Linked DNA regions of Mus musculus: all the other regions are linked to region 2. Evidence: chromatin loops called from intact Hi-C (ENCODE). Cell type or tissue: gastrocnemius. All regions are shown on one strand. Each heading gives the region's core, and the rest is flanking DNA. Links, peaks and the distances in the headings are about the cores only. Region 1 overlaps Oaf (out at first homolog). Region 2 overlaps D630033O11Rik (RIKEN cDNA D630033O11 gene). Region 3 overlaps Pou2f3 (POU domain, class 2, transcription factor 3).

The links. Peaks named below come from ENCODE experiments on the same cell type or tissue, not always from the same donor. Only the 100,000 strongest peaks of a DNase experiment are listed, where the experiment ranks them.
Region 1: a loop joins it to region 2, with 6 times the contacts of the local background. A loop is called at or near these places in 31 of 42 quality-filtered maps.
Region 3: it touches region 2 in a loop (9-fold over the local background); 36 of 42 quality-filtered maps call a loop at or near these places.

The regions. Positions count from the first base shown.
Region 1 is chr9:43,216,957-43,227,385 of GRCm38, reverse strand. Oaf (out at first homolog) reads left to right here. Exons shown (of 4, transcript NM_178644.3): 2 at 2,376-2,510; 3 at 3,309-3,489; 4 at 4,547-6,108. The coding sequence ends at 4,812. It also overlaps the pseudogene Rpl26-ps6. Among named protein-coding and RNA genes, the nearest start is that of Pou2f3, 16 kb to the right of the region's middle. In gastrocnemius, for the core only: CTCF peaks have their summits at 4,847 and 5,553 (motif pointing left); a DNase peak (open chromatin) is centred at 5,544; H3K27ac peaks cover 1,921 bases.
Region 2 is chr9:43,278,978-43,289,406 of GRCm38, reverse strand. It overlaps D630033O11Rik (RIKEN cDNA D630033O11 gene), which reads right to left. Exons shown (of 3, transcript NR_168927.1): 3 at 9,337-9,553. Among named protein-coding and RNA genes, the nearest start is that of D630033O11Rik, 24 kb to the right of the region's middle. In gastrocnemius, for the core only: CTCF peaks have their summits at 2,291 and 4,905; DNase peaks (open chromatin) are centred at 2,301, 3,801 and 4,942; H3K27ac peaks cover 778 bases.
Region 3 is chr9:43,136,200-43,146,628 of GRCm38, reverse strand. It overlaps Pou2f3 (POU domain, class 2, transcription factor 3), which reads left to right. Exons shown (of 13, transcript NM_011139.2): 5 at 1,308-1,410; 6 at 3,832-3,914; 7 at 6,627-6,809; 8 at 7,172-7,313; 9 at 9,198-9,334. Among named protein-coding and RNA genes, the nearest start is that of Tlcd5, 25 kb to the right of the region's middle. In gastrocnemius, for the core only: CTCF peaks have their summits at 1,997 and 4,598 (motif pointing left); a DNase peak (open chromatin) is centred at 4,600.

The DNA.
Region 1 (10,429 bases), core at 1,132-9,131, 62 kb after region 2:
ACAAGCATGCTCCACCACAACTGTTGTTGTTGTTGTTGTTGTTGTTGTTGTTGTTGTTGTTGTTGTTGTTGTTTTAACCTGGGTGCTGGTAATTGGACTCAGGTCCTCATGCTTGTGTGACAAGCACTTTATCCACTGAACCATCTCTTCAACTCCTCAAGCAGAGCTCTTCCAGCCTCGTCTGGTTCTAAACGCTTAATGCCTTCCACTCCTTGGGGTGGGCAGAGGGTATCTCCGTTCACTGAGCCCCTCGGCAGCCCTGAGAACACTGGGTACTTACTTAGTTCATGTGTCACTGAGAAGACAGCAGTCTCCAGATAGGATTCCCACAAGGCTCAGAGCTGCAGATACCAGTGAGGTGGACTTTGGATCTTGCCCGAGGCTCCTCCCAGGTACTGCCTGACTCAGACTCCTGGAGTGGGAGATCTTATGTGGAACCCACCTGACAGAACTGTGCCTAGCCAGAATGGGATCAGCCACCAGCAGCAGGTCACCCTCCAGTGTCCCCTCGGCCGACCCAAGTTGATGGAGGATCAGATGGCCCAGGCTGGCAGGATAAGGAGATGCCAGCACGGTGACCCAAGAAGGGATTTCCTGTCTAGAGGAAGTGGTGTTAAGCCGAGCTGACTCACCTTCCTTCCAAGGCTCTGGGATGAGGAGCCTCAGGGAACTTTTCTCCCCAGCTGGGCCTCAATTTCTCTTTTCTAGGCTATTACCCTTCACATGCCCGTCCCCAGTTGTTGCATTTAAAGTAAGTCATTATATAAATCCGTCTCTAGTAAAGGCAGTCAGGGAGACCCCTTGTAGAGTTACAGTATTGGTGAAATCTGTTAGAAGATTATTAACAGGGCAGTGGTGGCTCACGCCTTTAATCCCACCACTCAGGAGGCAGAGGCAGCAGATCTCTGCGTTTGAGGCCAGCCTGGTCTACATAGTGAGTTCCAGGACAGCCAGGGCTACATAGAAAAACCTTGTCTCAGACAAAACAAAAACAATAAGAAAATGGGCTGCTCTTGTCACGGATCATCCCTGACATTTGCTGGTCACGACAGCAATGACAATAACCTCTGTTTACAGTGCTGAATACTCACACCCCTCCGGGTCATCAGCTCCACCCAAGTGTGCCAGGGACATGAGCTGTCTGTCCCCTGTCACAGGGAGGCTTGAGAAAGCCTGGGACGGCTAACACATGTGGCCTAAAGGTGGAACCATCAGCACCTCCCTGTATCTAGAACCCTGGGGAACACTCTGACCCCGTTCTCCAAACACTTGGACCCTAGCCGTTGTTCAGTAAGGCCTGGATGAAGGGGGCTGCCGACGAGACAGCCCAGGGTACAAGTGCAGGGCCATGAAAATCCTAGGATTACATTGTCTGGTGTCAGGGTAGAGCTGTGGGCATAGGGACCAGGAAGGTTCCCAGCCATACTTGCTGAGCCCAGGTGTGTCGTGTGTGTGTGTGTGTGTGTGTGTGTGTGTGTGTGTGTCCCCGCCTGCAGAAGGGCTCTTCCCACATTGAGACCCCTTCTGAGACTTACTAAGTTCCTTCTCCCCAGGAGAGTTAGGCAGGCACTGTGGTTGGTGAGATAGAGATTGGGGTTGGGGTATGCAGGATGCAGGCAGATGCAGCTGAGGGTTCTCACTGCCATCAGACAGCAAAAGGTGCCTGAGGCTCTGCCCCTCTTCCTGCCCCAGCCTCCCTCTTGCATCCTGTGATTCCGAATAGGAAGGAAACCATTGGCCTGCTGGTCACACCATGAGTTATCCCCACAGGGAAAGGGGAAATGGAGAGGGAAGGGGAAAGGTGAGCCATTCCAGTCTTGGAAGGCAGCAACAGCTGCAGCCGGCTGCCTTTGTCCCCACAGTCCCTAATGGAGGTGGGGGGCTAGGGGCCAGGCTGACTGCAGAATGCCCAGGGGTTTTCTGACCCCCCCCCCAAGAGCTACAGAGTAACAAAGTCTGAGAAAGCTCTGGAATGTGTGCTTGTAAACATGTATGTAGTCCCTCCTCTCCCCACAGTGCTCTGGCTTAAGGACACTGGGGTCCTCACTGAGGGGAGGCCTTGGTGATAGACAAGAACCAAAAACAGGTGCAGGCTTCCTTGAGATTAAGGTCTGTCCGGTCAAAGGGTTCTTTTGGAAAACCTCTCCCGGTGGGTGGTTGACTTTGTCAGTTTTCCAGAAAGCTGTGGAAACCCTGGAGGTGTGATCTCTGAAGTCACGGGTGTGAATGGAAAAGATAAGCGGTTTCTTGGTTATCTGAGGAAGGAGGTGTCTGGAGGGGCAGGCCCTGGTACAGTGTCCAGGCCTGTCCTCTCCAGGGCTGGTCCGGGGCCTTTCCTTCCCGCTGGTCTCCATCCTCCTACCCCTCCCTTTCAGGACGTGAAGATCTTCCGAGCCCTGATCCTCGGGGAGCTGGAGAAGGGGCAGAGTCAGTTCCAGGCACTTTGCTTTGTCACAAGGCTGCACCACAATGACATCATCCCCAGTGAGGCCATGGCCAAGCTCCGGCAGGTGAGTGCCCACCCCAGAGCCCCAACCCTGCAGTCACCCTGTCCTCATTCAGGCAGCCCCCTCCCCCACTCTTCCTCCCCGCCTTCTCTTAACATTCACTCACCATGGAAGGTCCGGATTCCCTGATTTTGCTCCCGATCAAACTGACTACAGAGCCCCAGATCTCTACTCTGTACCGCGGCCCAACTCTCAGGTCACCCCGAGCTACTAATCCAGGTCCCACTCTTTTCTGGGTGGAGATAGAGATGTAGACTGTGAATTGGGATTGAACATCACCTGTCCCCTGTCCCTCGTTAGTGACACTGGACAAATGGCCTTGCCTATAATGCCTTGGTCTCCACATTAAGGACATAGGTTAGAATCAGAACTCATCCGGGAAAGTGTATCGGGAAATACTGTTTGCGGCCGCCCTTTGGCCCACTGGCCTGCATAGGATCCCTCCCTGGAGTTCCGGTTTTCCATAGCTTATCTAAGCTGACCTGTGCTGCAGGCCTACCTTGTGACTTCTTTCCCCCCGAGGCTCCACCTTTTGTCCACCCTGCTCCGAAAGACCTCATCCCCTGGATTCAGAAAGCAGGCAACCCACACTGTCATGTACCCTACAACAGTTTGCCTAGCCTACCTACCCTGTCTCCCAGAACCACCTTGAACTTGCCAAAGAGCCCCAGAAATCCAAGAAGCAAAACAAGAATGGCTTTAACTGCCTCTAGGGTATGGGCTTCTCAGGTTGGGCTCCGTTCCCCTCCACGGCCTGAGGAAAAGGAAGGCAAAGTATGTGTTCCCACCTTGTGCCTACAGAAAAACCCCCGCGCAGTGCGGCAGGCTGAGGAAGTGAGGGGTCTGGAACAGTTACATATGGATATCGCTGTTAACTTCAGCCAGGGGGGCCTGCTGAGTCCCCATCTCCACAACGTATGTGCTGAGGCCACAGATGCCATCTACACCCGCCAGGAGGATGTCCAGTTCTGGACAGAGCGAGGTCAGCTGGGGACGGCCCTTGGTGGGTAGAAGGGGAAGCATGGGGTGGGGGAGGCCTTGCTGAGTGACTGGTGTATTCAAGAGAGAGCTACTGAGTCACTTCTGGGATGGGCCATGTGGACGCCCCAGTTGCTGTAGCTGGTAGTGGGTAGAGCTGAATGGCAAGAGTAAATGGGAGTGTGCAGTCATGAGGGACAGGCATTCTGGGGGGAGGGTGGAACCCCCAAGGTAGGCTGTGATATGTCAGAAAGGCTTCCTGGAGGAGGTGCTGTCTCTGCAGCTAGAATAAGAGGACACACAAAAGACAACCTGCTAGGTCCTGAGACTCTTTTTTTTTTTTTAAGAGTTATTATGTATATGAGTACACTGTAGCTATACAGATGGTTGTGAGCCACCATGTGGTTGCTGGGAATTGAACTCAGGACCTCTGCCCACTCGGGCCCTGCTCTCTCCAGCCCAAAGATTTATGTACTGTTATATGGAAATACACTGTAGTTGTCTTCAGACAGTACCAGAAAAGGTCGTTAGATCTCACTACAGATGATTGTAAGCCACCATGTGGTTGCTGGGATTTGAACTCAGGACCTTTGGAAGAGCAGTCAGTGCTCTTAACCGCTGAGCCATCTCACCAGCCTGGTCCTAAGACTCTTCACCATTCCAATTACTACATATACTGAGGACACACATGTTCCTGTAGATATGCCTACTGGGTACCTTTCAGAACTCAGCATCTGGCCATCCCTGGTGCCAGCATCTCTCCCAGAGCCCTCAGGGCGCAGGCTAGGAAGTCAGGTCAGGTTTGGGTCCTGAGTCCCCTTTCACTGTACAATCCCAACCACATCAGTAAACTCTCCACCAATTCTGATTCCCTGGTACACAGTAGATGAGGTTGGTGGGTGGATGAGGTTGACTGTGATTTAATGTAGCCCATCAGCCTAGCCTCAGGCCCGGGGCTCACCCATGTTCATCCCCAGGGCAGCCGTGAGAGGGGTGGCAGGAGAGAAGGCTATCCTGGGCTAAGGGACTCCTGCCTTCTTCATGCTTGCCTTTCCCCCCAGGTGTGGACAGTTCTGTTTTCGAGGCTCTGCCCAAGGCATTAGAACAGGCGGAATTACCTCGTTGTGGACGAGTTGGGGATCGAGGAAAGCCCTGTACTTGCCACTACAGTCTGAGCCTGGCCTGGTACCCATGCATGCTCAAGTATTGCCACAGTCGTGATCGGCCAGCGCCCTACAAGTGTGGCATCCGAAGCTGCAGGAAAAGCTACACCTTTGACTTCTATGTACCTCAGAAGCAACTGTGCCTCTGGGATGAGGACCCCTAACAACAGGAGACAGAGGACCAAGAACGGATACTTGGGCCTGCAAATTCTTCGCTGACCACCAGAGAGCGTGGCAACCCAATCAGGTCTTAGGTCTCTTCCTGAGCCGCTGGCCCTGAAGCCACAACCTCATCTGCATGACTGTGAAAGGGTGTCACCGCAACCTTGAGGCAGCCCTGATGCCCACCTGTGCCCATCTTGAGGCATTGGGGGGTGGGGGGGGGAGGCAGTTCTCCAGACGGATACCCTCCCCTCTTCCTTTCACCTGAAATGTCCCGCGAAGGTGGAATCAAAATGCACCGGCCTAGGCCTTTATGGAACTTGTTCCGGAGGCATGGCCCTGTAGCACACTATCTCACCAGCAAGGGAACCAGAGAGGGACAGCTGGGGACTCGTGCCCCAGCTCCTGTGTCTGGTTACAGTGCCTTCTCTCTACCCTGGGGGCAACGGGGAGTAGGGATGCTGCCTCCAAGACCACCGCGTGTGCCTTTCCTGAGACCCAATTTGGATACTTCAGCGGGCACCGATTCTTCCTGCCCCTGGACTGATGTACTTTGGTCAGGTTCTGGGGCAGGGAGGGAGCATGAAGTACAAGGAAAACTTGAATTCCAGATTTTTAATGCAAAATATTTATCATTTGTACCAGAAATAAAAGTCTTTTAAGTTTTCACTCACCCTATGGCGCCAGCTTAGGCTTTCGGAGAGAACTTTGTCCCGTGCTGCCACCTAGTGTCAGAAATGTGCCTTACATGGTTAGTGCCAGTCTGGGCAAAGCAACTTCTAAAGGTCCTATTGTGTGATCTGTGAGAGGCTCTGTGCTTAAGATGATGGAACAAGGGAGCTGGGAAGGACTCAGTAGTTAAGAGCACGTGCTGCTTTTTTACAGAGGACCCAAGTTCGATTCCTTACATCCGCTTCCAGTGTGGGGAGTGTCACGGACACCTGTAACATCAACATAATGGAGATCGGCCACCTTTTATGGCCTCCAAGTGCTCTAACACATATAATAAAATTAAATTAATTTAAAATTAAAAACTAGGGACTTCAGGATGGCTCAGTGATTAAGAACACTGGCTGCTCTTCCAGAGATCCCATGTTCCATGCTCAAGACCCACATGGTAAATCTGATGCCCTCTTCTGGCTTGCAAGAGACCTTGTACGTGGAGCTCATACATGCAAGCAAAACACCAGTGGAAACACAAGTAAGTTATATAAATGATGAGGCAAGGACCGAAGACATAGCTCATTTATAGCGAATTTGCTCAGGATGGGCAAGGCCATGGTCCTAATGTCCTGCACAACAAAACAAAAAAGAGAACAGAGAAGCCAGTGAATAACTGCCAAAACAAAGGCAAAAGCCATCTTAGAACCAGACATCCAGCATCCACATCTGGGCCCTCACCGGAAGTCATGGTGCTCACCGGTAGTTCCTGCACCCAGGAGGCAGAGGCAGAAGGTTCTATGCAGGGCCAGCCAAGCTGCATAGCAAATTGCAGGCTGGGATATTTGGAAAGGCTTCAAGGAAGAGGCCGAGTGTGGGCTGAGGCTCAAGAACAGTGAGTGTAGCAAGGTGAAGGCCACCTTTATGGGTAGCAAAGCCTCTGATTCCACAGAGCTCCTCAAAGGCCTTAGGGAAGGAAGCAGCAGAGTGCAGAACAGTTCCATCTATCCAATGCCTCCAGAAAAAGACTGCCTATAGGCCAGAGGGTCTGCTGAGACCGGGTTTGCAGAACCAAGGACCATGCAGCCTTCTCAGGTTCCTGAGCCTTTCTTCTAAGCGCATCTGTAAGGGCCTGCTGCAACCTGGTTGGCAGACAAGGAAGGAGGCCTGTCTGTCCTTTTTGTTTTCTCCCTCCTGCCTAGTGCATGTATCCGTCATGATCCCTAACATCTGCTCTGGGTGGAAGATGGGACCTTGGAGAAGGCACCCTCTCCTTCTGTGGAGTCCCTTCCTTCTTTCCCTCCCCCATTTGGCTTCCAAATGTCCAGAAGAAACACGTTTCAAAATGCATGTTTTGCCAAACATAGTCCTAGGCTAGGGCTACAAAATGAGAATTTACTGTAAATAATATAATAATAATAATAATAATGCTTCAAGCCAGGTGTGGTGGCACTTTGGGATGCAGGGGCAGGCTGATCAAGAGTTCAAGGCCAGCCTGAGCTACAAAGCAAGTTCAAGGCTAGCCAACGTGTGCTACTTGAGATCCTGTCTTAAAACAACAGGGGCTGGAGAGATTGGTCAGCCATTAAGAGTCCTTGCTGCTCTTCCAGCAGAGCGCCCATTTTGGGAGGCTCACAATTCCAGTTTCAGGGGATCCAATGCCCTCTTCTGGCCCCAAGGGTTCCCACATACACTGCAGAAAAATAAATAAAAATAAAAATCAATCTCTGGAAAGCATAACACAACAAACAAAACAGAAAAAGACGTCAGGAATGTTTTAAACTAGGGTTTTAAGCGAGGCATGGTGGCACGTGCCTTTAATCATGGTTCGTGAGAGGCAGAAGGAGAAGGATCAGGACTTCAAGGCTAGCTTGGGCTACATAGCAAGTCTGAGGCCAACCTGGGCTCTGTGAGACTCTGACTCAACAAACAATAAAAAAAAGTTCCAGTTGGGTGTGGTGACACACATCTATAATCTCAGTATTCAGGAGGTTAAGGCAGGGGGATTGCTGAGAGTTCCAGGTCAGCCATAGCAAGACTGTCTCAAAAACAAACAATAAGTAAAATGAATGTTTCAAGACCTGGAGTGTTTTTCTCAACTTCCTGGCTGGAGAGCTCCAAGCTTGCCTGCTCCCTACACTGATGGAGCTCCGAAGGCTGTCTGTCCAGGCTTCTCTGCCTAGGGCCCCTTGCTGGGCATCAGAGGTGGGGTAAAATGTAAAGCTCCCTTAGAGTTGGGGGTTGACCTTACCTGATTCTGATATTCCAGGGTCTGAGTCACAGACCACAATGGTGAATTCCACCCAGCCTTATCCCTGCCTCTGCCACGGTGCCCCGAGCTCCACCACAGCAGTCAGTGGGATGAGTGGTGCCAAGTCATCACCGTAACTCAGAGCCCTTTAGGTAGCTACAGGTGGTCAGCGATGGCAGGTCAGCTCTGGCAGAGAAGGCTTTGCTTACTGTCTGCCTTAGTCACTGTTGTATTGCTGTGAAGAGACACCATGACCACAGCAACTCTTATACTAAAGAAGGCATTTAATTGGGGACTTGCTTAGAGTTTCATGATCATCATGGCAGGAAGCAGAAAGGCATGGTGCTTGAGCCAGAGCTGAGAGCTTTATACATCCTGATCCGCAGGCTGCAGGCAGAGGGAGACACTGGCTCTAGTGTGTCAAAGCCCACCTTCAGCAACACGCCTCCTCCAATGAGGCCACACTTCCTAATCCTTCCAACAGTCAGCCAACTGGAAACCAAGAAATCAAATATATGAGCCTATGGGGGTCAACTTTATTCAAACCACCACACTGTCTTAGAGGTCGGGTGAAAGCCCCTTCGAGAGGCCATTTTATCAGTAGTCATTCCTCTGTGACACTTCAAGGTTTACAAAGTACCTTTCTAACCAGGTGTGGAGGCTCAGGCCTATGGTCATAACCCTTCAAGACCCAGTCCAAATAATTGAGAGTTTGAAGCTAGCCTAATCTACATAGCAAGATATAGTCTTATAAAACAAAACATTAACGAAGGTGTCTCCGTGTCAAATATTCCACTGGATCTTTGTGGGGATCAGGTAACATTTTATAGAGTTACAACTCTCATGTAAAATTGAGTGGCCTGCTGCAGTGGTTTGAATGGGAATGGCTCCCACAGATTCATTTGCTTGAATGTTTACTCATAGGGAGTGGCACTATTAGAAGGTATGGCCTTGTTGGAGGAAGTACATCACTCTGTAGGTAGGCTTTGAGGTCTTATATGTTTAAGCTACACCCAGTATTGCATGAAGTCTCCATCTGCTGCCTGTGGATCAAGATATAGAACTCTCGGCTCCTTCTCCAGCACCATGTCTGCCTGCTTGCCGCCATGCTTCCTGCCATGATGATTATGGCTGTTTGAATATGCTTGGCCCATAGAAAGTGGCACTATTAGAAAGTGTGGCCTTGTTAGAGTAAGTGTGGCCTTATTGGAAGAAGTGTGTCACTATGGGGATAGGCTTTGAGGTCCTATGCTCAAGTCTCCTCCTGGCTATCTGTGGAAAATAGTTCTCTCCTGGCTGAGATGTAGAACTCTCAGCTCCTTCTCCAGGACCATGTCTGCTGCACGCTGACTGCCATGCTTCCTGCCATGATGATAATGGACTGAACCTCTGAAACTGTAAGTCAGCCCCAATTAAATGTTGTCCTCAATAAGAGTTGCCTTGGAGCCGGGTGTGGTGGCTCACGCCTTTAATCCCAGCACTTGGGAGGCAGAGGCAGGTAGATTTCTGAGTTTAAGGCTAGCCTGGTCTACAAAGTGAGTTCCAGGACGCCAGGGCTATACAGAGAAACCCTGTCTCAAAAAACAAAAAACAAAAAACAACAACAAAAAAAAAAACCAACAACAACAAAAAGAGTTGCCTTGGTCATGATGTCTCTTTACAGCAATAAATGCCAAATGAAGACAGAAGTTGGTAGTTGGTAGCAGGAGTGGGATATTGCTGTGATAGGCCTGACCAGATTTTTGTTTGGAGAAATGTGGATTTGGAAAGCAGTGGAATGCTTTGAATGGAGCTCGATGGGCCATCCTAATAGGAATATGGAAGACATTGGTGCTGAGAGTGTGTGAACTGTGGTAACCTGGCTCAAGAGGTTTCAAAGGAGAGGACTTTTAATATGTTGCCTGGATATAACTTTTATGATGTTTTATTGAAGAATTTGGCTGCTTTTTGCCCTTTTCTTGGGAAGCTGCCTGGGGCTAAGGTAAAGATATTCAGATTGGTTGCACTGATGAGGGAAATATCAAAAAACCTAGTATAGACTCTGCCCTATGGTTCACTTTTTTTTTTTAACACTTAAGCAGGCTTTGATGAAAGCCATACATGAGATTACTCCTGCATCTTCTCAATCATTTCTTCCTTATATTTGCCCTTCTCCTTTCCTACCTGTCAGGACGTGGCTTTCCTCTCCAGGATCTTCTTATGGCCCGTGTCCAGCTTTAGCCTGGTGATGCCCACCTTGCTGGGGTAGATGCCCACATGGACAGTTATGCCATTAGCTTTCTCTCACTGACTTGTTCAATATAGATGACATATTTCTTCCTGTACACTTGGACCACTTTGCCAATCTGCTGGCCTTTGTAGTGTCCTCGAACAACCTGAACTTCATCATCCTTTTGAATGGGCATAGACGGAACATTATACTTCTCTCTCAGTTCTTTGGAAAGAGGGGAGGACATGATCTTCCTCCAAATGTGGGAAGGTGCATTGAAATGCCGTTTGCTGGTCTTGCTTCGGTCAGAAGTCATAAAGGGATTGAATTTCATTTTGGTGGCTTCGATCCAGCAATGGCCTCAAAAGGAAAGAGTCTGTGGTTCACTCTCATGAAGAGCATTTTGATCAAGTGAAGCAATCTTAGAAAGGAAAAAATGCAAAATGTATGGTTCAAGTATTAGAAGGGCACCAGGAAGTGCATTGGAGTTAAATCCTGT
Region 2 (10,429 bases), core at 1,052-9,051:
CTCTGCTTCCTCTTCCTCCTCTTTTTCCTTCTCATCCTCTTTTTCCTCCTTCTCCTCCTCCTCTTCCTCCTCTTCATCATCAGGCCAGGTAAGGGTGACTAGCAGTAAACCTGGCCACACAGGATAGGTTTGCCAGTATTTGCGGCAGGAAGCGCTTCCAAGGATGACCTTGGAAGTAGTAACCGCACAAGGAGAGTACAGAAGTGACCCAAGGGGACCATCCACAAACAGAAAGATGAAAGGATTTGGAAGCCTCTATGTTCATTTCCAGGGACCAAAGTGCACACAGAGCAGAAAGAATGGCCAAAGCTGAGTGAGAAGCAGACAGCAGCGGTGGCTCACATCTGTAATCTGGCTGAGGAAGGAGGACCATCATGAATTTGTGGCCAGCCTAGGCTACCCAGTAGTTCAGACAGTCTGAGGCTCTGTCCCAGAATCAGAAGGAGAAAAGCAGTCTGAGAAGGCGTATACAGTTCAAAAGCAATCAGTGTCAGGAAGAAGAAGACAAAGAGAGATCATGGGGGACAGTTACAAACACCCCAATACTCCAGAGACCAGGAACTTCCCAGGTGCCACAGAGGTACTTTCTACTGGGTGACAGAAGAGTTCATGAGAGAAGGACCCTGGGACTTCCTGGATATGACACATAAGAAGATAATCAACACATGAGACAACATACTACATATGGCTAACCTAAATCCTGCATGTCCTCTACAGTCAATGCAGTAATAGTCAGTGGAGTGTGTGTGTGTGTGTGTGTGTGTGCGTGCTCATGAGCGCCATATATCATCATAATTGGAATTGTGCTCACAACTCTGCAAGACCTTCATACACTACTTCAACATTATGCTTTCTTATTTGGACTTCCAGACATTAATCATGAGTTACTTCCTGGGGGACGGGTTGCCTCTGGTTGTGCCTGAGATGGGAGAGCAAGAGAGACTATCTAAAAATTGTGACCCTCTCTCCCCACATACATGCTTTCCATGTAAAAGCCTTTGGGGCCTGGCACGGGGCTGGCCAAGATCTCGGCTGTAGGCATGGGGAATGTGTCTGTGGTCACAGCTTAGAGGTGGTGTGGCCGATTTGAACAAAGCCTCTGGACAAACACATCCTAGAGCATGGAAAGGTCCTCTGGAAAGGAAAGATGGTCTAGGAACCAATAAGTGAGGTGCTTCAGGAATGAGGAGAGGCTATGCTGCCGTCTCCCACCAATGAGTGCATGCCATTAGGTTCTTGCTTAGTCAGTCAGTTGGTATTCTTTGCCTGGTTTAGTATTCTGTCATGTGGAGTGTCACACCGAGACCAGGGCTGGCCTTGAACTTGAAGCCATCCCCCTGCCTCAACCTCTCAAGTGATAGGATTACAAGCATGAGCCACAATGCTGAACTGTTTTATATGTTGCTGTTGCTCAGGAAAGGAGTGTTGTCTTTGAGACAGGATCTCATTCTGAAACCCATGCTGGTCTTGAACTTGCAGCAATCCTCCTGCCTCAGCCTCCCAAGTGCTAGGATTTATAGGTATGAGCCAGGATGGCCAACTGGTGGTTTTGGGTTTTTTGTTTTGTTGTTGATGGTTGGTTGGTTGGTTGGTTGGTTGGTTGGTTGGTTGGGTTTTGGCTTTTTGTGGCTTTGTTTGTTTGTTTGTTTTGAATCAAGGTCTTGCTATGTAACCCAGGTTGAGCTGGAGTTTGCAGTAACCTACGTGCCTCTGCCTCCAGAATGCTGTTATTCCAGGAGTGTGCTAACACACCCAGATAAATTCAATAAGCATAGCCCTGACACCATCACCATTGGGGCATCTCTAATGTCTCTGATGTTCCTGGTTGCTGTCTCAGAGCACCCTGGCTCACCTGGGTCCATTCTCAGCAGCCACAGGTATCATGCCAAAACAAATCTGCTGTGTCCTCCATTTGTTACACCCTGCCGACCTCCCTGCAGGAGCTTCCCACGGCTTTCAGGAGGCAGACCCAAGTCGCTAAGATGACCAATAGCTGGGCAAAGTCTCACCGGCTATCGCATGCTGAGTTTATGAGTAGGTGGCTAATGAATGGACGACCATCTTCCACCAGTGACTTAGCTCTAAATGTCACCTTCATGGCTCCTGGCCTGGCGAAGCAAATCAAATTACTCAGTCCAAGGGAGGTCGTCCCCAAACGCATCTCTCTTCTTTTTTTTTTTTTTTTTTTTTTTTCTTTGCCTAAGTGAAAAGTAGAAAAAAACGGAGACAAAGGGTCTGCAAAGGGGACTTTGAAGAGAGGCAGAGAGGCGGGAGGTCGTGCGCCCCCGTGCGGTGATGTGAGGCACTGCAGTGTGGCTGCCGGGCCTTGGGAGCGGTGGGAAGCCTGTGCCTTCCCGGCTCCCAGCACTGACCGACCTGCCTCGGCTCGCTAGGCTTTGATGACCGCCCCCCTCTTCCACAAAGGCCTGGGTTTTGTTTTGTTTTGGCCAGCGCCGGAATGCGTTTTATGATCGCCCTCAGATTCTCTATAGCAGGGAGAAGGCTGCTCTCAAACATATATTCCAGCCGGGTTCCTGTTTTAAACCAGGTTACTCTGTTGCACGTATTGGGGGTGGGGCTTCGCCCAGGATTCGGCTTCTATCAGGGTCAGTGTTTCTCTCTAGGCCCCTCCCTGGGCATCAGGCTGAATTCGTACTTTCTGTAAACCCACCGTGAGCACTCACCGAGCAGGCAATCAGTAAGCAAGAGTTTGCTAGCCCGGCACAGAGGCACATTTTCTACTCCCAAGTGTCTTCTGAGGTAGGCATCTGTTACCATCAATCTGGTGAGGAATCAAGGGCCCAGGAGACCAACTACCCAAGATCAGTCAGCTTGTGAGGAACAGGAGCCAGGGTGCCAGACACTGACAATTCCCTGAACTAGAGGAACTTTAAATAGCTAGCCCCAGGGTAGAGACCACCCTGACAGACAAGCCTCACCCACCACAGAGCAAGAGAGCAATGCAGGTAGCAACAGCAGGCTTCTGCCTGGATCCTGAGGCTCAAGGCTGCAGGGACAGCAGCTAAAGTGGCAGGCAGTTCCTATGGCTGGCAGGATTTAGATATTGAATGTCACCCCACCCCTCAACCCCTAATTCCCAGAGTGCCCTAAGAAAGATCTTCTTGACCCTTGTCATGATGAAAAAAATACAACATCTGAAATGGCACACCGAACAAGGTGGTGGACTGCTCTCAGCGGGCAAGAAGGATAGGACCACTTATAGGCCCGAGCATAGGTCTGTCTTGGCCATATGTCTATTCCTAACCCTGTCGTGGTCATCTGTGTAGTATGTGCCCCACCGGGCTCTGCTCTCTGGAGGTAGGACTTATATCCTCTAACCTCTGGCTAAGAATTCTGGTCTTCCACAAAAATCGCCAACCACACTGGTTCCCTTCTTCCCAACCTCGCCCATTTCCCTAAGTCCCTATTACTACCCAAACTTGCAACGCCTTTCCCTGCCCCGGCTCTCCCTCAACCTAACCGACAGCCTCACTCTCTATTCAAAGCCAAACACAAGAGCTGACAGGTACAATGTAGTAAGTACGGACTCAGCTGACCTGGGTTCAAATCCCACCTCTACAATGCTTAGGAGCATAGACCCCAGGATCCAGGTTGCTGCCTGCAGCCCACGTTGGCCAGTGCCAGGTATGATCCATCAGGATGGGCTGCCTGGCATACTGTGGCCACATCTCAGCCCCCTTACCCATCACAGATGTATACAGACAAGGGACAAGCCCTGCCAAGGCCAGCTAGCAAAGGGTCCCAGGAGTGGGAACAGGTAGGGCAGGGAGACCATTGGCACCTGAGCTCCAGGACACTGGCTCAGGAGCCCCAACTCCTTGGGCCAGCTCCAGCATGTTACAAGGAGAGGTCCCACCCTGCTTCTGGGCAGGATCCCAGCGCAGGAGGCCACCCCACCCCCAGGGCCCTGAATCACCCAGCCGGTGGCTGCTTGATTTACCCAGATCATTCTTGGCTCCGGCTGCTCCTCTTCAGGATGAAGGGAGAAAACAAGGGCTGGTGTGGAGCCAGCTCCCCTGAAAACAGTTAGGGCACATGATCAGAGCCACAGATGCATAAGGCCACACCTGACTTTTTCTCAAACAATTTCCTCCTTGAAGAAGCGTGCATAGGGGAGAGGAAGGGAAGATATCTGGGCCAAGGTCCCTTAGGACACTCCTATAGGGGCTGGGCAGGTGGCAAAGGGACTCAAAAGAGTGAAGACAACAGTCACACCCTAGCTAAGTCTGGAATAGAGGACTGGGGTAGCATCTAGCTCCATGGCTCTAACTCGAGTTGCCCAAGCCACTGAGATCACTACAGCTCATTGTCTCCTGTTTAAGAATAGAAGGGTCACAGTCATTCCAAATCATCCCAGGTGACACAGATCTGCTTCTCCTGTTTGCAGAGCAGGCTTGCCAAAACAAAACCAAAAACAAACAAACAAACAGATGTGGCCATTCAACTTTCTCTTGCCTCACCTGAGATGGTATATAACTCTCTCCATCCTACGAACCATTATCGGCTTGGGGTCCAAACTCTGCTTCCAGTAAAACACAGTAAGTTCCCTTCTAACTATGTGGCATTGGGAAAGCGGTCCCCTTTCTAGCAATGGCCAGCCTTTCTTTGGCTGGTGTTCCATGCTAGACCTTGGGCTAAGCATCTGTCCCCTTGACTGGCACAACCTGCTGGTACATCCCATTTCACAGGTGAAGAAACTGAGGCTTTGTGGGGTAATGGAAGACTTCTAGAAAGTGCAACTAGAAGGTGGGCAGTAGCTGAGCTTGGGCCATTGCTCCTCTCCTGTAGGGGCTGGTGGCGCGTGAATGGGCTCTGCCTTTAACACCAGCAAGGCTTTGCTCCCAGGCCCTGCAGTGAACCAAAGTGTAGTACCCATTTTTACCACAGGGTGTCTCCACACCACCGCTCAACCAGCCTCCCAGGGCAGGCTCAGCCAACTCCTCCCTGCGCTGGGTCTGGTTCCAGCCTACGTCTGCTTTGTCAGACTCTTTCTCCAGCAAGGCCTGAGGACAGCTGGGTGGCCTGGAACAGAAGTCTTGCTTCCCATAAAGGCCCCTAGCCTAAAGCCCTAGGTGGCTTCCTCTCTGACCTTTCTCGATCTCACCATCTTTGTGATCTATTGAAAGCCTCTGGCCAGTGTCAAAGCTCCCATCCAGCCGCGGGAAAAAGCCTAAAGAACAAGATGAAGTGCTCACTACCGAACAGTGGAAGCGCGCCATTAGTTTGGGGCCAACCAATGTTACATAGTTCCAGATCAGCGGGGGCTGCAGAGCAAGACCCTGAGCCAAAACATTGAGGGGAATAATAATAATCACAACAATGATAATGATGAAGAGAAGCAAGGGGTCATGGCAAGAGAAGAGGAAAGGAAAGAGAGAGAAGAGAAGCAACTAGGTATGATAGTTCAGACCTGTAATCCCAGTACATGGGAGGCTAAGGCAGGTGGATTGCTGAGTTCGAGACCAGCCATAACTACATAGGAAGACCCTGTTTCACAAAAATAAGAGAGAGAGAAAGAGCTTAAAGCCAAGGTGCAGACCTGTAATTCAGAATGTGGAGGTAGAGACAAGGGCAGTAAGAGATGGAGACTCTTACTACTCAGTCTGGACTACATGAGACCTTGTGTCCAAATGAGGAGGGGATGATGGAAAAGGAAGAAGAAAGGAAAAAAGCCTAAGGAGACTCTAGGTCCTCTGCGAGCCTTTGTCAGCTTGGAGACAGGCTCAGGCCTTGCTCTGGGACCCCTCTCAGTCTGGCATCATGACTGCTGGCTTCTAGTTCCCCGTATCTCACATGTTCTTAGAAGCCCCTCTGTGATGGTCATCAGAAGAGGTATAATGAGAGATTCCACAAGCCTATGTAAATAGGAACCATTCTGGAAGTCCTTTATTGCAATAGAAATGTTGATTGCCAAGGTGCGGACACTGAAGCTAGGTTGATAAGCTTTTCCAAAGCCACTCTGAAGTCAGCAGAGGTCACATGAGCACAGCCATTCTCCCAAAAAGCCACACTTGACCTTGGAATTGCCTGCTTCCTAGTCCAGGTGCGACCTATTCCAGGGTGCTAACAGAGAAGAAAGAGCCAGGGATTCTGCAGTTAAGGAGGTCGGGAGCCAGGGTAGGTGAAGGCTGGCTACTAACAGATCAGGACTGGAGCAGGAGGCCAGGAAGGCTGGCTCCCAGAGCTGTGTGGAGGACCTGACTGGAGAGACTGGCTGGCTGTGTGAAGCCACTGTGAATGTAGAGGAGAGAGGGGTGCTTCCTACAGTGCCTCTGCAAAGGCCACAATAGAGGACGCTTTCCCTAGAAACCTGACCAACCCCATCAGCCTCAGCCACAGCCCTGCCTCCCTGCCTGCAATACAGGATCCCCTCCACCACCAAAGCCACGCCAAGGAGAGAAGCCTCTGTGTGCTCTCTCTACAAGAGCCATGTCAGGATAATGGAAGCAAGCTTGGAGCCAGCCAACCCACACCTGGCCATCAAATCACAAGCAGCCAGCCAGTTGAACATGGCGTGTGCCATCTGGCCCCCAACCTAACTACAGCATCTGGGACAGACATTAAATAGTGTCCTTTATGGTGAGGGTTTGGTGATCCACCTAACTATGCACTTCCCACAGGCCCAAGGTCGTGGAGTTAACTGAAGTCCGTGCTGGATTTGAACCCTAGACTCCTTACTCTTGAACCAGACCATCACCCAGTCCGCCATCAGACAGCTTCCTGGATCTCGGTTTCGTCATCAGACCAAAGATATCTAATCTGCCTCCCTCGAGGCTGAAACGGAATGAAAGGTAGATTGCGAAAGGCTTTGAAAAATTAAAATTGTGTTTCGAATGACCAAACCATGGCTGTACATGAGGAGGATCTCCATAGAGCTCCCCGGGGTGGGCCAGTAGCTTGGCTCAGAGATGTAAGCAGTACTCAGCCAAAGCAAACATCCGAACATCGCTGAGCAAACACCTCTGCATCGTTAGGAGGATGGATGGTCCTCTCTAAGCCCCCGTAGAAGCGATTCTCAGGTACTCCACAAAGCAGTTAGCCACATCACTGCGCTACATCACTTCTTGTTGGGGGCTGGAGGTCAGGGGAGCAGACTTGCAAGGTTGGCATACAACTCTGTCCCCACCCTGAGTCCATGCTGGTTGGAAGACAACGTAAGTAAGCAATGCCTATCAATCCTGGGCTGCATATCCCTGTGGCAGCAATTCTGTTTCCAGAAATTGCACAGATGACTGTGCATAAAGCTGGCACCTCAGCTTCATCTTTATAGATAGACTAGAATGCCCTTCCTTAGGAGAGGTCAAAAAAAAAAAATCACCATGGCTGTGCTTTATATATAGCAAAAGGTGAAATTAATCAGATGCTCATATAAAAAATAAAATGTGTGACTAAACAAAGTCGACTTGTACAAAGATCTCTAATATGTATTGTTAAAAGCTACTAGCCAAGGCTTGACCACCTAAGCCAAGGATGATCCTGAACTTCTGGCCCTGCTGCCTCCCCTCTCAAGTGCCAGGGTGACAGATACATACCACCATGCATAGCTTTGTGTTTGCTTGCTTACTTACTTGAGGCCAGGACTTCTTGCTAATTAGCCCAGGCTAGCCTCAAACTCCTAGCAATCCTCCTACCTCAGCTTTCTGAGTTCCGAGATTACAGATGAGTACCACCAAGCCTGGTTCAGAAAAACAAAACAAAACAAAACCAAAAAAAAAAAAAAAAAACCAAGCAAGCAAACAAACGAACAAAAATGTAAATGATTCGGATATACTATAGCCTCTGCTTGAGAGATGGGTGTTCTAAAGTAAAGGGGGCTTATTTTTTCATTATATTCTTATATATACTACTTCTTTTAACCAGGTAAGAGAAGAAGGGGGAGAGGAGAAAGGAGAAGAGAATAACCATGAAAAATAATTTTGGGGGTTCAACCACATGTCTCAGCCCCATCCACTTTCCAAGTTCCAAATCTTCTCCCAGCTCTGACCACTCCGGCCTGTCTGTTTCCACTCCAGCCATAGCCCCTGGAGATGGCTCTCCTCCATTCTGTGGGGACCAAGGACTCCCTTTCATGCCCAGCCACAAGAAGCATCAAGGGTCCCCATGGGAGAACCTCAGATGCTCGGACAGAGGAGGTGCTCTAGGTAGAGCCTTTGTGAGCTCGCCCAGGGGCTTGGTTTCCCATTAGATTCATGGAAGGAGTGGCTATTTAAGACCAAGCTTCAAAGAGTAGAGGATTTTCAAAAATCGCTTTTGGGGAATATGCGGCTTTTATTAGAGGTGTCAGACGCTAATGAGGGCTCTGCATCTTTCCCAGCCTACAGAGTGGCTCTCTCCATCTCGTTCCGCCCCCACTCATTCTGGAAGCCGGATACCCCTACTTTGATGAGTCAAGAGAGGTGGGGGAGTTCAAGGAACAATCGTTTCCCCTCCTCAGCCGTCCTTGCTTTAGAAGCCAAGAGGACCCCAGGGAGGCAGGGGGAAGCCAAGGGCAGGGCTCAGAACAGGTTCAGACAGGGCAAAGGGGTCAGCCCCGCTGCCTGTGCCTCTGTGCAGGATTTCATTGCAACGAATTAGCAAATCTTGGGCCTGCCCCATGCCACAGGGGCTGACACCCTCCACACTAATGCTCTTGGGGACAATGATCTAAGTGCACTCAAAGCTTGCACAGAAGCAGGAACAGCTCCGCGTTGTACGATTCCATCATTACAAACGAGGATGTTTGTAATGCCAGGAGTTGTGTTGCATGTATGTAATCCCAGTGCATGGAAGGCTGGGGCAGGAGGATCGCTGTGAATTAGAGGCCAATGTGATCTGCATAGTGAATTGGGCCAGGCCAGTCTCAGGTACACATGGGTCTCAAAAGAAAGAAAGAGAGAGAGAAAGAGAGAGAGAGAGAGAGAGAGAGAGAGAGAGAGAGAGAGAGAGAGAGAGAGGAAGGAAGGAAAAAAGAAGGAAAAGAAAAGAAAAGAAAAGAAAAGAAAAGAAAAGAAAAGAAAAAGAAAAAAATAATTTTATTGTCTTAGTTTTATTTTGAGATAGGTTCTTAGTATTACAGTTCAGGCTACCCTTGAATTTGTAATCTTCCTGCCCTAGACCCCACGTAAAACTTAAACTAGAAGTTTGCTTGTATCATTGTGAAGTCCTTTGGGGTTTGTTTAACAGGTGTGGTGGTAATGGCAGTGATGATGGTGGTGGTGGTGGTGGTGGGGATAGTGGTCCTGATGTTGGTGATGCTGATAACGGTAGGAGACTGACTGTCCATCATGGTAGTGAGGAAGGGATTAGCAGGTAGAAAATAAATTCATCCTTTAGAGCTGGATAGAAAGAAAACAAGTTTATTTGCCATACTACAGGGGGCAGTGAGCGGGGCAGTAACAGGAGCTCAGCCCACCAGTTGTGAGGCTTCACCCCAGGTTGAATGTTGGTCCAAGTCCCAGGTTAGACCAAGTGAGCTTGAAGCGTATGCTGAGTGTCCAGCGCAGAAGAGCATCACCCAGTTCATCTGGATAGATGACAACACTCTCAAAAGTATCTGCAAAAAGAATATATGCTTCAGGTTTGCACAGATGACTACACGTGTGACCTTACTATAATCATCCTTATTTATAAAGTGAGGACATTAGTTATTAACACTAGATGTGTTTTAGCCTGTAGATTGGACACTAGAAGTTATTCCTTTGTGGGGCATTGGGATATTCAGAAATCCCAAGCTATAAGGGCTTTCTCTCACTTCCTGCCAATGTCTAGGTTGCAATCCAGGGCCGTCCTCTACCTCTGAGTAACACCTCCAGCTCTGAGGTTTGTTTGTTTGTTTGTTTGTTTGTTTGTTTGTTTGGCTTTTTCGAGACAGGGTTTCTCTGTATAGCCCTGGCTGTCTTGGAACTCACTTTGTAGACCAGGCTGGCCTCAAACTCAGAAATTTGCCTGCCTCTGCCTCCGAGTGCTGGGATTAAAGGCATGTGCCACCAGCCCGGCCTCAGCTCTGAGTTTTGTCGTCTTGTTTTGTTTTGAAGACTGGAGTCTTACTGTGTACTCCAGGCTGGGCTCCAACTCCCCCTTCTTCTCTCCCTTCCTGACTGCTTCCTCAGTGTTGGGATTGTGGGTATGTGCCGTCATACCCAGCCTTGAACTGTAAGTCCTTAAGAAAAAGGACCCATGCCTTATTCCTCTTTCAATAAATGATGGATGGAGAGAGAATTAGAGGAGTCTATAGACAGTGCCATAAGCCCCAGAAACATGGGGTAATAACCAGACAGCCATACATCAAACGTTAGTCCTGCTTGAAGCAGGAAGATACACAAAATGACCTTTGGCTCGGTTTCCTGCCTAAGCATCAGCAATCCCGATGAGTTTGCTCATCGTGACAGCCATCAGGATGCTCAGCCTCTTACTTGTGAATAGGCCACCA
Region 3 (10,429 bases), core at 751-8,750, 140 kb after region 2:
GTAGAAATGAAGTCTGGTGAGAGACAAAGGACGTATCACTGCTTTTGCAGAAACAAAAGCCAGTCTTTTTTTTTTTTTTTTTTTTTTTTTTTGGTTTTTCAAGACAGGGTTTCTCTGTATAGCCCTGGCTGTTCTAAAACTCACTCTGTAGACCAGGCTGGCCTTGAAAAAAAGCCAGTCTTGAAAAAAACCAAAGCTTCCAATAGCTATGCTATGGGCCTTCGGGGACAGACAGTGGCCTTCTCTGTGCCCATTAAAGATTATATGATAAAACTAAACTGAAATGGAGGCTGGTGTTGGGAGAGAAGTGATCACCTGGGCCATTAGGATGAAAGCCTCCAAGGAGAGCTTGTGGGTCACCTGGGAGAGAAAGATCTATTTTCCCAACCATACTTGAAAGCAACATATGTAGTTACCCCTTCACCTTCCACATTCCATGAATGTGCAACTGTATGTGCACAGGGCCCCGGTCTGTGGGGTCTGGAGCCTCCAGATGCTGGGATTGTCGTTTCTATGTTTTGAGCAGGTGAGAGAGGTTCAGAGGGATGGATTTTATTAAAATGTAAGCCTGGGACAGAGCTTGGTGGTACACGCCTTTGACCCTAGAACTCAGGAGGCAGAGGCAAGTGGATCTCTGTGAACTGGAGGCCTGCCTGCTCTACAGAGCAAACTCTAGGTTACATAATAAGAAACTGTGTCTCAAAACTAAACCACAGAGGCAGGCACGGAGGAGTGTGCCTGTAATCCCAGTTTCCTGAAGCTGAAGCAGAAGGGATTTACTACAAATCCAGGGCCTGCAACTCTCATGGCTATGGAGTGAGAGCTTGTCTCAAACAAACAACAAAAATAACCGATAACGGGCTGGAGAGATGGCTAAGAGCACTGACTGCTCTTCCAGAGGTCCTGAGTTCAAATCCCAGCAACCGAATGATGGCTCACAACCATCCGTAATGGGGATCTGATGTCCTCTTCTTCTTCTGGTGCATCTGAAGACAGCGATAGCGTACTCACATACATGAAATAAATAAATAATTTTTTTTTTTAATAACTGATAGTTTGCCCCATTTCCTAATACCTTCTAGAAAGATTCAGGCACAGGAAATAACTGAAGAGTGGCTTTTAGCATACTCAAGTGACAGGATAGTTTAAGGAAATGGATGGTCGAAAACACCCAGCAACATGAAGCAAGGATACTGCCCACAACCTCCAGAGTTTGCAGCCCCAGGGACTATATGAGTCGTAGCCCAGCAGGCTTCAGGCCCTCCAGTTGTAGACGGTATAACATCTGTGCATTTCTCCACATGTAGGACATGGCTTCTCTCCATCCACTCCAGCAGCTCGTGCTGGTCCCTGGCCACTTGCAGTCTGTATCCCAGTTCCTGCTTTCCCAGACCCCACCTGGGCAGCAAGGTAAGCACCCTGGGCTTTGTACAGTCGTTACCAGAGTCTAGAAAAGGCTGTTGTTTCTTACTGGGCACAAGGGTGTCACAGATACTACTCACTCCTCTGGTATGAAAACTAGCTAGGGGCTGGGAATAGCTCTCAGCTGATAGAAAGCTTGCCTAGCCTGTGGAAAGCCCTGGGTTTGATTCCTGGCATTACCCAAAACCTGGCACAGTGCCATCTTTAAACCTAGCACACTCGTAGGCGGAGGCAGGAGGAGCAAGTTCAAAGTCAGCCTGGGCTATGTATAGAAATTCTATCTGAAAAAGACCAGCTTCTGTGCCTGAGACATAGGGAGGGGTCCCTGTGGGGCCCCTCCAGACCATCCAGTGTTCCTGTTTCTCCTTCCTGCCCAGGCTCTTGCTGGAACTACATTTTCATAGAAACTGAGTCTAAAGGTTTGGAATGGTGGGGACATGGGTGGAGGTGACACGAGGAAGTCGAAGCTCCCTGGGAAATGAGTCCGATGGATGAGTCGGATTCTTTGGAAGTCTGCTTGCTTTGAGCCTTTTCCCTCCCATTGGCTTGGCTTTGATTCTGTCCGGATGGAACAGTAGTGCCTCCCACAGGCTATAGAAATAGGTTCAGGTTGTCTTTGGCAGAAAACCCTGAGCAAACAGATCAGAGTATTACTAACACCAGGTATCATTGCTTAACATGCCCGCGAGTCTGTTGAGTTGTTTTCCTGACTTGTCTCTCAGAGCACACTTGTGCTATAGATAGCCTTACTGCGTGCTGGTGACCTACTAGAAAGTTCCAGAATGCTCTGAGCCCCGTGATCTGAGATTATCACACTGCTCTGCTTTGCTTGCCTTTCCACCCACTTATGCCAAATGGGGCTGAAGATGCTCTTGGAAGTACGAGCTCTGGATAGCTTATACTCAAGAGGAGTATTTGGAAATCCAGGTAGCTTACACCCCACTCTGAGCACCTGCCCGAGACACAGGCCCTGTCCTTAGCTAGCGGGGTCTCTGGGAATAGCACTAGAATGTATGCTGCTGGGTAGGAAAGAAAAGATAAGCATTAGTTCAGCTTGTTTCTGGAAGCCTGTACTGTGTGTGTGTGTGTGTGTGTGTGTGTGTGTGTGTGGTGTGAGCACGACCCAGGCCCAGAACCCATGGGCATAGGCTCATAATGTAATAGAAGGGACAGCAAAACAGGTTAAAATGTGCAGTCAGAGAAACTTTTTTTTTTCTAAATTACTAGATGCACTTCTGTAGAAAATTTACATAAGTTCTGCAAGTTTACATTTCCTCCTATGAAAATAAAAATGTAAAGCTGCACACTGCAAGGCCATTGATGGCCGCCTGGTCCCGTTCGTGTGACAAGCCCCTGCACATTGCAGAATGTAGTGTGAGCTAAATTACTACTCAAGCCTTTTGTTCCCAGCCCAGGGCTCCCCCAAGACCTCTCTTACCTTTTTGACCTTTGGAGACTAAAGAGCGGAAGGGCCAACTTTAGCACCTGTGGTACATTAGTTACCCAGAACTGCCTGGGCAGGGCAGATATCCCAAGGATCTTGTCTATGCTGAGTGTCTGAGATCTGCCCCTATTGTCAGCTTTGGTAATCTGGGGGCGGGGGGTGGCGGGGGGTTTTCCCTCCTGCTATGAGTGAAAAGTGCTGACTCTGGCCACCAGAAGACAGATGCTACACACCACAGTCATCAGACAGGCAGGGCCTTCTCTTGGCACTTTTCCTGAAGACAAAAGGAGAGAGAAGACCATAGGCAAGGCAGCCTGTAGATGAGTCCGCACTGCCCAAGGGGGTTTGAAGGCCCCAGCATCTGGCCTTCCTCTTGCTCTCTCCTGCCTCCCATGAGTTTAATGACTTGGTCTCCAGGAGCCTCTGACCAATGACCTAGTACCTTTCCCAGCAATATGGTACCATCTGCTTGCTCTGTCCTTACAGATCTGGTTGGCCTAAACATCCCGGCTGTTTTCCCTTGCAGGCAGATTGAAACACCCGGCTTCCCCTGGGGCTCTGTAGTCATTCCTGTGTCCTCTTCCCTCAGGGTTTCTCACCCTGCTAATCAGATCTCAGGGAGAGTGAGTTGACCCTCCTATGCCTTTGTGGCTAGGCTATCGGCAGGCAGGCAGGCAGGCAGGCAGGCAGGCAGGCAGGCAGGCAGGCAGGACAGGTTTGGGGACTGCTGTTTACAGCTGTTTATCCCTGAATCTGGTTGGCCTCCACCAGTATGTGGCAATTGCTAGCAGTGCCCACAGGGCTTTTCAAGCAGGCTTAGGGTGGGTTATGGGACCTGATTAGATTAGCAGGAGGAGGGGGCAGTTAGCATGGTTTCAATGTTCAGCTCGTCTTTCAAATGGCCTGGATTTTGTTTTGTTTGTTTGTTTGTTCCTTTGTCCCTTTGTCCCTCCCCTGTCACTCAGGTCTGCAGCCGAATCTTCTCTCCTTTCCACAGCAACAAAGCACTCTACTCCTCCCACAGACAGGGCCTGGCCTTGCCTCCCAGGTAACTGCTACCCTCCACCTCTCCTGATTCTTCTCAGATTGTCTCAGCCCTGGGCAAACTTCAACTCCTCGGTCTTCCCGTCCTTAGTAGGACACCCATTCTGGGGGTTCTCCCTGTTGGTACCTGGGAAAACCTCAAACTATCCCTAAGGAGGTAGTTTTCCCTGTCACTAGAATGAAGCTCCCAAGGCAGCCAGCTGCCTGCCAGCAGCTTCAATCCCTGGCTCTCTCAGGATTTAGCCAGTTACTCAGGGATGCTGATATTCCCCAGGTCCACCCAGAATCTCTCAAGTCCCAAGGAGGGCAGGGTGTCAAAGCCAGTATCTCACCTTAGGACCACTTCAGCTGACCACATCCTGCAATGGGGGGGGGGGGGGGAGGATGGAATGTTGGGGGGGCAAGCAGGCTGAGATCTAGCAGGAGGGCTCTATGCAGACCTGATGTGGATCATACACAGAACACCTATTATCAATTGGGAAATAAAAGTCTGTTTCTTGCCAGGGATCCCCTGTCAAGTTGCCTGCACAGATAGATGCATGACTTGTTTCTACAAGGGATGGCCAGAAATGACCACATAGACTTTTAATATTCTTTCTCTGGGCTAAAATCCCCAAGGCTCACTGAAGAACCCTGGCTGTTTTTCCAGGCCTAACGTCCATAGAAGATAGCTAGAGGGGGAGCGCCACCTAGTGGTTCATAGAAATGGGGGCAGCTAAGCTGGAGATTGCACTTTTCTTCCTTCTGGCTGTTCCCCAAGCATGGCATCGTTCTATGACCCCAATCTATGACTATGAGGTTCTAGAGCATACTCAGGGCCAGCACTGGCATCTAGTATTAGAACATAAAGAGACTGTCAGAGGAGCCGTTTAGAAGGTGATTAGGATCCTTCTTCTCAGGGTGCTATGGTTTGTCTGTAGTCCTGGCTCCCAGAGAGGCTAAGGCATGAGAACTGCTTGTTGAAGACCAGCTTGAGGAACACAAAGAGACCTTGTCTATGCCTATATAAGTAGAAAGGTCCTCGTCGGGGCTGACCAACAGTCACAGAAGCAAGAGCAAGGAGGGATATATGGAGGAACTCTGGGACGTCAAACTGATATAATTAGGCAGTTGTTGGAAGAGGAGGCAACTGTGCTGTTCAATGAGTTTGTCAAGTGAAATAGCAGGCTAATTAATGACAAGGAATGTTCAGGGGCTCCTAAAACTTTGCTCCGAGGACCTGTTTGGGCTGCCTCCCTCCATCCCCCACCCCTGACCCTCATTTCCTGCAAAGCAGGGCTCATCTGTGACGTTTCTAGCCATTCTGAGCTAGGAGAGTCCTCTTCTAAAAACCAAGGGGCAAGCTCTTCTTAACTTGAGTCTGACTCCTTATCCTCTTCTTCACGAGGATGCCAGAGCAGAAGAGGGATTTAACTTTCTCTAAGCAAAACAGAAGAGACAAGGGGATTTGCACCCACTGTCCGCAAAGGCAGTGAGCAGTCTCTGTGCTGGACCCCAGTACCTGGCCCCCAAGATCTGGACTGCACTTCTTCTTTGTAGAATAATTAATAGCTCAAGGGGCTGGAGAGATGGCTCAGGTGTTAAGAGCACTTGCTGTTCTTGAAGAGGACCTAGGTTCAGTTTCCAGAATCCAAATGGTGTGTGACGCCCAAAGTTAACCTGTAAGCCTCACCTGCCCAGGAGCCGGGTAACTTCCTGGGGTGCTGGGAACTGTAGTTCTTGAGAAATAACAAAGCCTCATGGGAAAGAAAGTACAGGTGGCCTAAAGGTTTGTTTCCATAAGCTGCTGAACATGCTTGGGGCAATTCTAGCTGGGAAATTCCAGGGAGCCATCCAAGTCCATCTCTTGGTCAGTATTTAATATTCAATAAATGCTTGCTTTGAATTGGGCCCAAAATAGTGTGGTTGGTTTTCCTGGTGACTTGCAGGATTAATGGGTGGCTCACAAACACCTCTAACTCCAGTTCTAAGGGGTCAGACTCCCTTTTCTGATCTCCAAGAACACACCTTGGTGCACTCACACACCTGCAGGCGAAAACACCCATACACATAAACAAGTAAGAGTCCCAGCACTTGGGAGGCAGAGGCAGGCGGATTTCTGAGTTCGAGGCCAGCCTGGTCTACAAAGTGAGTTCCTGGACAGCCAGGGCTATACAGAGAAACCCTGTCTTGAAACAAAACAAAACAAAAAAAGATACATAAAATCAACGATGGTATTCTCAGTAAAGAGAATGGTAAAGTGACACTTATAACTCATGTCTTGGATTTCCAGATGTCCCCTATTGTCTTCAGTCTGTGACTGTTCTGTGTGCTCCATCACTCTGTTCTATGGAAAAGAACAGGCCAAGCAAATGACCTTTCCCTTGTCCCATGCTGAGATTTGTCCCAAGCTGAGATCTCAGATCTCACAGTAAACAACCCTGCCAGTTCCTTTTATGGTGGAAAGCTGACTAGAGGAAGTCACCTTCTCTGGGTCAGTGAGTCACAGACCAAAAGCCAAAGTGACCCACCTCCTTGTCTTGCTTCTTTCTGTGTACCCAGTGTTTGTTCCAGATCATAGAAATGCTAGTCTCTATCCCCACCCATTTGCAACAACAGGGCTCAGTGAACCCAAGGCCCTGTCACCTTCTAAGTGAATCTTTCAGTAACAACTGCGGACACGTCAGTGTGTCCTGTTGAATCTTTGTAGCTTACCATAGCGTGTGTTCCTTATCAGGCAGTTGGGCGCCCTGGGCTATCAGGATCCTCTTTAGAGCCCCACCTGGACGCTCCTCAACACCTGCCAGGGCCCAAGCATCTGCCTGGCCCCGGAGGGAATGATGAGCCCACTGACCTGGAGGAGCTGGAGAAGTTCGCCAAGACCTTCAAGCAGAGACGCATTAAGCTAGGCTTCACACAGGTTTGCTCTGGGATCCGGAGTTGGAAGAACTGGGTTGTGTGATAGAGGCTGTGTCTTCCCAAGGGCGGGTTTCAGGAGCATCCTGTTCCCTGTGAATAGAGCACGAGTTGCTAGTGGGAAGGAAAGTGAGGGCATTGCTCGGGGAGATCGAGGAATAAGGACCAGGAAATGGCATGGTCCAGCCTAGAGCAAGGAGAGAAATAAGCTGGTTTTGTGTCCTAGAGGAAAAAGATCTGGGAAGATACAAGGCTGTGCGCAGATGCTCAGGGCTCTGACTGTGTGGTAGCTTTAGGATGGTGGAGGAAGTGGGCAAGAAAAGGACATCTGTCCCTCACCTCCCTCCCTCTCGACTCCTCTCCCAGGGAGATGTGGGACTGGCGATGGGAAAGCTGTATGGCAATGACTTCAGCCAGACTACCATCTCGCGATTTGAGGCCCTCAACCTGAGCTTCAAGAACATGTGCAAACTCAAGCCACTGCTGGAGAAGTGGTTGAATGATGCAGGTGGGCAGCAGGGAAATGCGAAGTAAGCACAGAACGGGGCCCAGGAGACTCCACAGGGGACAGTCTAGGGGGCTTGTGCATGACGGGCTTGAGCAAGGTAAGAGATAGGATCATTTCTCCTCTTCAGCCTGGCACGAACCAAGAAATGAGACTTAGGAGACTGGCAAACAGAGATGAAAATGTCATTTTTATAACTGAGGGGGCCCTTTGGCAGTTGTGGCTCATCTGTGGCCAAGACAGTTTGCCTTCTATTCTATTCTATTCTATTCTATTCTATTCTATTCTATTCTATTCTATTCTATTCCCTACTCTAGAGTTAACTTCTATTTCAAGACGGCTGTTTAGAGGCAAGATTCGATTTACTTACTCAAATTGTATGGGATCAGCCTCAGTCAGGAGACCAGGAAGAGGGCCCTGCAGGGTCTCACTGAGGCAAGAAGTCCCAGGCCCAGCCTTAGGTCTTTATTTGGCTATTCTGGAGCAGGTGTCAGAGGACAGACAATTGCCATGATCAGGACTGGCCAGACAAGCCTGTCAGAAGGAAGGGTGATCAGGAGGTAGATTCTGTCAGGATCCAGGCCTACCAGAGGGTCAGGGCCAGAAGCCAAGGGGCGGAGGATTTGGAACAGTGAGTGGAGAACACAGAAGCAGAAAAGGTGAGGGGTGGGGCTTCTGACATATGGACCAAATAAAATTGTTTGTCTTTGGGGGCTGGACAGGGCACTGGAGGCGAGCGGTCTGGCTCTCTACCTAGAATTGACCATAGCGCCTGCCTCATCTCCCCAGTTGACTCCACACATTGTCAAGTGTGCCCAGGGAAGTGGGTGGTGCAGGTTAGCCCCTGCTTGAGATGTCTAGCCCATGTGGAGAGGGAAGGAACAGGCCTCTCTCTCCGGGGCCAGGTTCTGTTAAGTGGAGGTGTGCATTATTGATTTCTATTCTACTGGTAAAGGTAGGAGGGGCAGGCTGAGTAGCCAGGATGGTTCTCTTCAAGTAAGTCCCCTCACTCAGAGGAGTACATGGGAGTCACCCCCCTCCTCAACATACTGCCTAGGAGTCAACTTTTACTGGGACATCCAAATGGAAGAACTGATTGGAAGTTCCTAGAGTCTTTGGGGAAGGGTTTTACAGTATTCTTAGTACAGGTTCTCCCCTACCTTGCGGCCTTGGCTCCCACTTTACACTCGTGGACAAATGGCCTCAGAGCTAGTATAGGTTCCTAAGTGCCAGAGAAAACCCATTTCACTCAGTACTCACAGATGGGCACATCTTCTAAAATAGGTCATGTGGTGTGACTCATAGTCCTGCTTGAGTCCCTTACGCCCACACGGGCCACTGATGTCTGGGCATCCCTGAACCATGACTGCAAACACCTAGAGACTCTGTGGTGGGAGCCCTCGGGGACATTTGCCCAGAGCATCCTGGAGAAGCAGGATATGGCCTGTCTTAGTTAGGGTTTTACTGCTGTGAACAGACACCATGACCAAGCAATTCTTATAAGGACAACATTTAATTGGGGCTGGCTTACAGGCTTAGAGGTTCCGTCTATCATCATCAAGGCAAGAGCATGGCAGCATCCAGGCAGGCATGGAACAGGCAGAGCTGAGAGTTCTACATCTTCATCTGAGGGCTGCTAGTGGAAGATTGACTTCCAGGCAGCTAGGATGAGGGTCTTAAGCCCATGCCCACAGTGACACAACTACTCCAACAAGGCCACACCTCCTAATAGTGCCATTCCCTGGATCAAGCAAATATAAACCATCACCCGATCTGTTCTGGATTGTCTGCTGGGGTCAGGGCAGGTTGCATGGAAGGACTAATAAATCTCAGGTTTACAATGGCAGGCCATCTCCATCGCTGAGCTTCCTTTGCTCCTCTCTCCAGAGTCCTCCCCGTCAGACCCTTCAGCGAGCACACCCAGCTCCTACCCCACTCTCAGCGAAGTGTTTGGCAGGAAGAGGAAGAAACGGACCAGCATCGAGACCAACATACGCCTGACTTTGGAGAAGCGATTTCAAGATGTGAGCAGCATCCTTGGGTGGGGGCGGGTGGGGGGGCCTGACATGGGTGGGTGAGCAGATCCCACCTGTGCAGGAAGCTGGGCTCATTGTAAGACCCTAAGCACAACTCTCCCATCCCCCGCCTGTGTGGGAGGGAGCCAAGTCACCTTCTCTGGGAGCCCAGGAGTGCTGACCTCCCAAAGTCCCTCTTCCTGACATTTATTTGAGGCTCATGGTCCCTCTCTCTCATTGCAAGATTCAAGAATGGAACACAGCATTCCTGTGTGTGTGTGTGTGTGTGTGTGTGTGTGTGTGGTGGGGTCTATATATTTAAGGTAATGGGAGAAAGTCAGAGCATTAAATAAGTCTCTGTCTTTTTTGAAGCAAATTTTACTTTTCAATTTAAAAGTATAAAGGGCTTGCAAGATGCTTTAGTGAGGGGGAAAGGTGTTTGTAACCAAGCCTGATGACCCACACTCAACCCCTGGGATCCACACCGTAGAAGGAGAGAACCAGGTCCCTCAAGGAATCAGGTCCCTCTGATCTCCACACACCTTCGCCATGGTGTATGACCCTACTCCTAAGCACATATACATTCATTTTTTAAAAAGCTTTATTTATTATTATATGTAAGCACACCATAGCTGTCTTCAGACACATCAGAAGAGGTCATCAGGTCTCACTAGGGATGGTTGTGAGCCACCATGTGGTTGCTGGGATTTGAACTCAGGATCAGTCAATGCTCTTAACCGCTGAGCCATCTCTCCAGTCCTAATTTTTTTTTTTTTTTCGAGACAGGGTTTCTCTGTATAGCTCTGGCTGTCCTGGAACTCACTTTGTAGACCAGGCTGGCCTTGAACTCAGAAATCCGCCTGCTTCTGCCTCCCGAGTGCTGGGATTAAAGGCATGCGCCACCACGCCCGCTAATTTTTTTTTAATGATCTACTTATTTATGTTATGTATATGAGTATACTGTAGCTGTACAGAATGGTTGTGAGCCTTCATGTGGTTATTGGGTATTGAATTTAGGACCTCTGCTTGCTCTGGTCAACCCTGCTCGCTCTGGCCCAAAGATTTTATTTATTATTATAAATAAGTACACTGTAGCTGTCTTCA